Linked DNA regions of Mus musculus: region 2 is linked to region 1. The links are chromatin contacts, found by Hi-C or POLR2A ChIA-PET in ENCODE. All regions are on one chromosome and are shown on one strand. The core of a region is the stretch at or near the end of the contact, and the rest is flanking DNA. Distances in the headings are between cores, read along the strand shown. Region 1 holds the start of Cisd2 (CDGSH iron sulfur domain 2). Region 2 holds the start of H2az1 (H2A.Z variant histone 1).

Region 1 (3,211 bases), core at 454-2,953:
AGAGGGCAAGAATGCTTAAATTTCACTCCTTTTAAGACAAACAACTTTGGGACCTTTTTTCCTTCAGACAAAAACAAACAAAACAAAACAAATAAACAAAAAACCTAACCTCCCAAAAGGAATGGAAATATGGAAATCCTAATGGAAACAGTAATCTTTTAAATCACCACTTTTTGGTGTATCATTTGCTATGCCATAGCTCATAGACATGTTCTATATCCAAAAACCTTCAATTATCCAATTGTACTTGGTCAATCTGATCAGGTTAAAAATGATAGTAATTTTAAAAAAACTTTTCATCACCTGCTACTTTTCTTTTTAGTGTTTTAGTGAAAAAAATGATCAGAGTTAAATTTAAACAGTTCAAAGAACAGTTTACTTTTCTTTTTTTTTTTTTAGATTTTTTTTTTAAATTAGGTATTTTCCTCGTTTACATTTTCAATGCTATCCCAAAGGTCCCCCATACCCACCCCCCCCCAACAGTTTACTTTTCAAACTTAAAATACCAACAAAAAAATAAAGCTGATTACAGCTCGATGTTACGTGGGCATACCAAATGCTGAATGTTACAGAACACTGATGTCAAGTTTCCAGGATACTTTTACCAGGTACTTGCTCTGGCCTTCCCTTAGCTCTAGTACTTGTGGTCTGTTTAAAGAATTTAAACGAGACACAGGATAGTGAAGACAAGAGTTTATTAAATGATAAAGTAGGGTACTCACAAAGGGGAGAAGAGACCAAAGGGAACACTATAGAGGTGAACAATTTCATGAGGTGACAGTGGATAACAGCTAAACTATGGTGTTGTGACATGTTTTTTAAGTAGGCTTTGTACTATTTAAGTCTCTTGAATAGACAATTTTCCGATTTCCTTGATAGGCCCATTTGGATGAACTCATAAAGGAGGGAGAACAGTGGTTACACCTTTATTCTTCCCAGAAAGCTCTCCTTTTCAGCACCAGATAGCAAACTTAAGATCTTTGGCTCAGTTTAGAATGTCATGTTTTCACCAAGGCCAGAGATTTTTTTTTTTTTTTGACCAGTAATCAGAGTTGCAGTTTCAGTTCCGAGGATTGTAAGCTGCAGACTGAACTTGGGGTCGGTCCATCCTCAGTGACCTTCAAGCCTGCTCATCTGACTAGCTTGCTATTCAACAGTAGGCTCCTGGGTCAAAAGCCCTTAACTCCACAGCGAATGCATTACCCTGGCTATTCTAACCTCAGCCAAGATAGGTAAGTAAAACCACTCCAATACCTTTACATTTTACAAGACGTAAGCCCCGTGTCACAGAAACTCCACAAGACAAGCGTGGTTATCCCAGCATTTGGAAGATGAAGATACTCATAGTTATCAGCCTCCTGAATGTCAGTTCAGGCTGGGTTACATGACTGTCTAAAAAAGGGGGTGGGGGGCAAACACATTTCCCCCCTTTAAAAAGAAAAGCCTTTGACTGCTTGGGCAGAACTGACTAAAGTTGCGGAGGAAAAAACAATCAGTGGGTAACTTTGGGTTTCTTTCAAAACCCGGCCACCCGCTTCCGCAGACGTCAAGGGTCGAAAGCGGACGCCCACCCCCGCAGCCGAGCCGAGGACAGGCCGGGCTCCGTACGCTGGGCGCTGCGTTGCGCTCGGCTCCGCTCCGCAGCGCGCACGTCACTCGCCGCGCGCCAATCGCGGCCCGGCGGGCCACCTCCCGCCCGAGCCCGCGAGCCCGCCGGCCGCTTCCGCTCTCACGCAAGCGCAGCAGCCGGGCAGCGGACGCCGCCGGCGGCAGGATGGTCCTGGACAGCGTGGCCCGCATCGTGAAGGTGCAGCTGCCCGCCTACCTCAAGCAGCTCCCGGTCCCCGACAGCATCACCGGGTTCGCCCGCCTCACAGGTAACCCTCCCGCCGCCGTCCCATCCTCGCGCGCCGCCCCCGTGGGGGCAGCGGTGGAGAGCGCGGCGCGGCGCGGGGCGGGCCGGGGCGGGGCGTCAGGCCTTGGCACGTGACCCGCGGCCGGCGTGCGCCTGCGCGGCGCGAGGCGGCCCCGGGAAGGGTTCCTTTCCCGGGCGACCGACCCAACGGGTTAATGCCGGGGAGTAGGTGCTGAGGTAGGAGCGACGCGGCTCGTTCCTGAACTCACTGTCGCATGCATCTTGTAAAGCACTTTCCAAGTCCTCGCTGTGTGAGGCGCCCAGCGCGTGGGGAAGAAGTACTGCCTCCACGCCATGCCCGTGTATGATGCCTGTATTAACGAAATCACCAGTGACCTCCCTTCCCGACAGCACTTGGAGGCTTGAAGTCACCTATCATGGAGGCATTTGAGGTCACCTCCATAACTACAGTTCCTGGAGCAAGTTGAGGTGCAGAAAAAGTAGCCGGATGTATTCCTAGGCTCTATGATTTTGGAGCATTGAATCTATTGTGAATTAAGGTTCTGCCTGTATGAAAAGGTTCCCGCAGCTCAGTAATAAATATCTTGACTATATGCAGAATGCAGTCAGTACTTGATAGATTGTGTTGGGTTTGGAGCATGATGGTGTAGGTTAAATTTTTCTAAACCGTGTCCGCAGACTGTATGAGATGGTGACAAAATCAGCAGTGCCTGAGGTCCCTAATATCAGCGAATGCAAACATGAATTTAGATAACTCGGAGGTGAGTAGTCTAGAGACATTTGACTTGAAATACAATAATTGGGAGACTTGGAAGAAAAAGTAATTCCGTGTACCAGAAGATGGAGTTCATACCAAATTGTTGAGGAGTATTTGGAGATGGGTGTCAGCCCCATTCCAAGGAAATTATTTTGTTTGCAGTTTGGCTTTTCCTGAGTGAGTTCCTCAAACAGATGTGCATTTGATACTCGCCCCTCCCAGGGATAAAAAGTAAAAACAAAAGAGACTCATGTGTTTATATGGATACACCTATACCATACAGACTTTAACAGAGAGATTTTTTTTTTAATTGTCACTGACAACTGCTCTGTTAACAAGTAGGTTTTAAGCTTTTAACGTGTTTAAACATTAGATCCAGTAGAGTGTATGAAAGAGATTAGAAAGCACTGTAGCTGACGAATCCACACCAAGGAAACATGCAGACACTTGAAGTAACATAAAAGTAACAAGAACAAAAAATTCCAAATCTTCTGTTCTCTATAAATATCAAAATTTCTTGGTCCTGTGCCCTTATTTTTAAAAACTGTAGCAAGTACATGACTTGACTTCCCTCCCCT
Region 2 (3,211 bases), core at 458-2,957, 2.4 Mb before region 1:
AGTGTAGGAATTTTCTTCTTAAATAGAATGTTAGGAGTTTAGGGATGACATACCACCACCAGCAATGGTAGCTTTGATCAGAGAATCCAATTCTTCATCTCCACGTATAGCAAGCTGCAAGTGACGAGGGGTGATACGCTTTACCTTTAAGTCTTTTGACGCATTTCCTGCCAACTCAAGTACCTAAAAGGCAAAAAATAAATAAAAATCTGATGATCAATATTCCAACTTACTTTCAATCAAGATCTTTGAACCTCAATGGTGTTATTTACCAACTGTTGTCATTCCCTACTACCTGAATGATAAAATTATGCAGAATTATGCAAAAAAAAAAAAAAAACCACCCAAAAAACCCCGAAGGGGCACGCAATTGCATTTGCAGGAGCAGCACACTCTGGCCCAGCAGCCTCCTCGGCTGAACGCGAGCTCCCTCTAGCGCTCCCTCGGTCTGCGCGCCGCTCTTAGGGCCTGCGAGTTTTCTTGCATCACTTTCCTCCTCTCTCGCCACTTTCCCCCGCCCCCCCAGAGCTTTTCCAGATCACAGGCGTACTCCCGCTTACCTCTGCGGTGAGGTACTCCAGGATGGCTGCGCTGTACACAGCGGCGGTCGCGCCCACACGTCCGTGGCTGGTTGTCCTAGATTTCAGGTGTCGATGAATACGGCCCACAGGGAACTTGATTTTTATGCACACAAACAAACGAACAAACAAGAAAAAAAATGCACAAAGATAGGAAATTCGTTAAGATAAGATGTGCGCGCCAAAGCCAAGGACGGTGGTGGTGCACCAACGCGCCCCGCCAGTTAACACACATGTGATCCGACGCCCCCCCTCCCCAAACCCCAGTATTCACTGTCTCCGCAGGGCCAAGTCGCGACACATCACTCATGCTAAGATGGAACACCCATGGAGGGTGCAGACAAACAAGCAAGGGGGGTGCAAACATAAAGGCCCGGTCACCCGACTGCGGCAGTTGCTACCCACCTGCAAGCCGGCTCGCTGCGAGCGGGAAACCGCCTTTGTCTTGGCCTTTCCGGAGTCCTTTCCAGCCTTACCGCCAGCCTGCGGCGCCGCCGACGCCCGCGAGCCCGGGAGGGACGGAGAAGATAGAATTACCAAGGCGGCGCGCCCCTCCCCCACCACAGCGCGTCCTGGAGGCGAGCGAGCGCGCGCTCGGCCGCCCGCCGCCCGCCCCGCCGGGGACCCCGGGCCGCCGCTCGCCCCCCGCCCGCCCTTCTCCCCCGCCGACCCCTGCCGCGAGCCCGCCGCGGCTGCGCGCCCCCGCGCCGGCTCCCAGCCGCGCCGTGCGCGCCCCCCCAACCGTCGCCTCCCGCCTGGAGCTCCGGGGCTCCGAAAACACCTCCCCTCCGCTCGTCCCGACCCCGTCCCCGCACGCTCCCACTCGCCGCCGCCGCCGCCTCTCCCAGCCCCGGGGACGGCGGCCCCGCCCGCTCGGAGCCTGCAGCCCGCGGCCGCCCGCCGTCACTCTTCACGTTACCATCTCGGACCGTGCTGAAGCTCCGACGAGCGAGGAAGAGACGAGGCCAGGCGGACGCTCAGCGAGATCCCAGCGCCCACTCCTCCGTCGGACCGCGATTCAAACTGCGCCGTCTCCCGCCTTCCTCGCGCCCTTTATACTGCAGAATGTTCCCTCATCCGGGAACTCGGCCGGTTCGGCCCACCAATGGTTGCCTCCCGCCCTCGGGACGCGTCCTTGAGGCTCCAGCCAATGGGAGAACGCACAGCGGAGTGGCGGGGCGGGCGCTCGGGAGCTCGAGCGATGATTGGCGCGTGGGGGATGAGTTAGGGGGGGAGGAGATGCGGCGGGACGAGGACCGGGAGAAGAAGGGGCGCCGCGGCGGGAGGGCAGCAACAGAGCGCTGCGCCACCGAGCGAGTGGACGGTGGTGTCACGTGCCTGGAGGGAGGAGCTGGAAGGCTGGGGAGGAGCGCGCGCTGGCGTCCTCCCCGCTGCAGCCTCCCCCCCTCCACTCCCCCGCGGTGCTCCGGAGACCACGTGAGCTTCCCTCCCGGTCTAGCCTGGCCCCCTCGCTGACAACCGGCGCCTCTCGGTTGCCCTCTGGCCTGGCCTTTCGTGTCCGCAGATCTCGGTTTCCTTCAGAGTCCTGCCTTCTGACAGGTGGCTCGAAGGCGTCCGGCAAGAAGAGCTCAGCTCGGCCTCTACTTGGTGAACCACTTCCCTGATAAAAGTGTCACCTACCCCACCCCCGGTAGTTTTTTCATCTTCCTCCACTTCTGTCCTCACCTCTTGTTACCCCTCACCCCCCTCATCCTGTCTCATAACAACAGTGGAGCCAAGTTACCGTGGGGATAACAAGTAATTTTGTCTACACACAGGAAGCTTGGGATGAAGCGGTTTTTTATAATGAAGTCACCGGCCATATTTTTGCGAAGACTTCGCATCAATGGGATGCACCTATAGCCTAGTGTCTAAAGTTGATTTGTTGAAACATTAAAGCTATTATGTGTCAGCTTTCCTACACTAAAACATTTTGCCACATGACAAATGTTGGTAAATGTCAGTGGGGTAACTGTAACATGATTCACAAGCAGTTACAGATGGTTCATGTAATCAGTTACAAATGCTGGGCTTAAAAAAAAAAATAGACTTGTACACACGGTACTGTCCTGATGCCAGCCACTTAGACGTGCAGTTAGTAGATCTACAGCACCTGCATTTATCACTCGCTGCTTGGAGACCATAATTATCTGAGTCTTGCGAATTTCGCATTTATATTAATACGTAGCACTTTTCAATTAAACATGATTGTGTGGCCATGTGGGTGGGCGCGGGTGCTCACCTCATTACTATAGTTGTGGAAATCGGATGACAACTTGAGTGAGTGCTCTCTTTCCAGGGTTCCAGAGATAAACTCAGGTATCAGGTAGTCAACTCTCACACAGCTAGCACCCGTCGAGTTATATCACCGGTTTATACTTTTTACATAATTGAATAGTAATATGAAGAGAATATTGAAGCGTAAACTCCACATTATTAGTACTTAAGTTTGGGAGATTTTATGAAATTAGAGGAACTCTCTGATACCAGGACATTAATGCTAGAGGAGAGACTCCAAACAATATTGATTCCGAGGCTTATTGGAACTAAGGAATTGTAATGATGTCATCACATGCCGAAAACAACTGAGGCTCCTGACATCCCAGCACCTAGAAGGCTGCATCAGAAGAGTC

The links. Hi-C counts contacts between places; a loop is a spot of excess contacts on that map. ChIA-PET counts read pairs that join two places held with the same protein, here RNA polymerase II (POLR2A).
Region 2: a map of left cerebral cortex shows a loop between it and region 1 (5-fold over the local background). The contact joins the promoter of H2az1 here to the promoter of Cisd2 in region 1. A Hi-C loop is called at or near these places in 1 of 37 maps with a recorded cell type or tissue (left cerebral cortex). POLR2A ChIA-PET finds 5 or more read pairs at or near these places in 1 of 5 experiments (embryonic stem cell).

The regions. Positions count from the first base shown.
Region 1 is chr3:135,421,925-135,425,135 of GRCm38, reverse strand. It overlaps Cisd2 (CDGSH iron sulfur domain 2), which reads left to right and starts at 1,703. Exons shown (of 3, transcript NM_025902.3): 1 at 1,703-1,877. The coding sequence starts at 1,775.
Region 2 is chr3:137,862,983-137,866,193 of GRCm38, reverse strand. H2az1 (H2A.Z variant histone 1) reads right to left here and starts at 1,707. Exons shown (of 5, transcript NM_016750.3): 1 at 1,498-1,707; 2 at 984-1,061; 3 at 561-674; 4 at 54-183. The coding sequence starts at 1,500. Gm43403 (predicted gene 43403) reads left to right here and starts at 1,868. Exons shown (of 2, transcript NR_169184.1): 1 at 1,868-2,229; 2 at 2,357-2,507.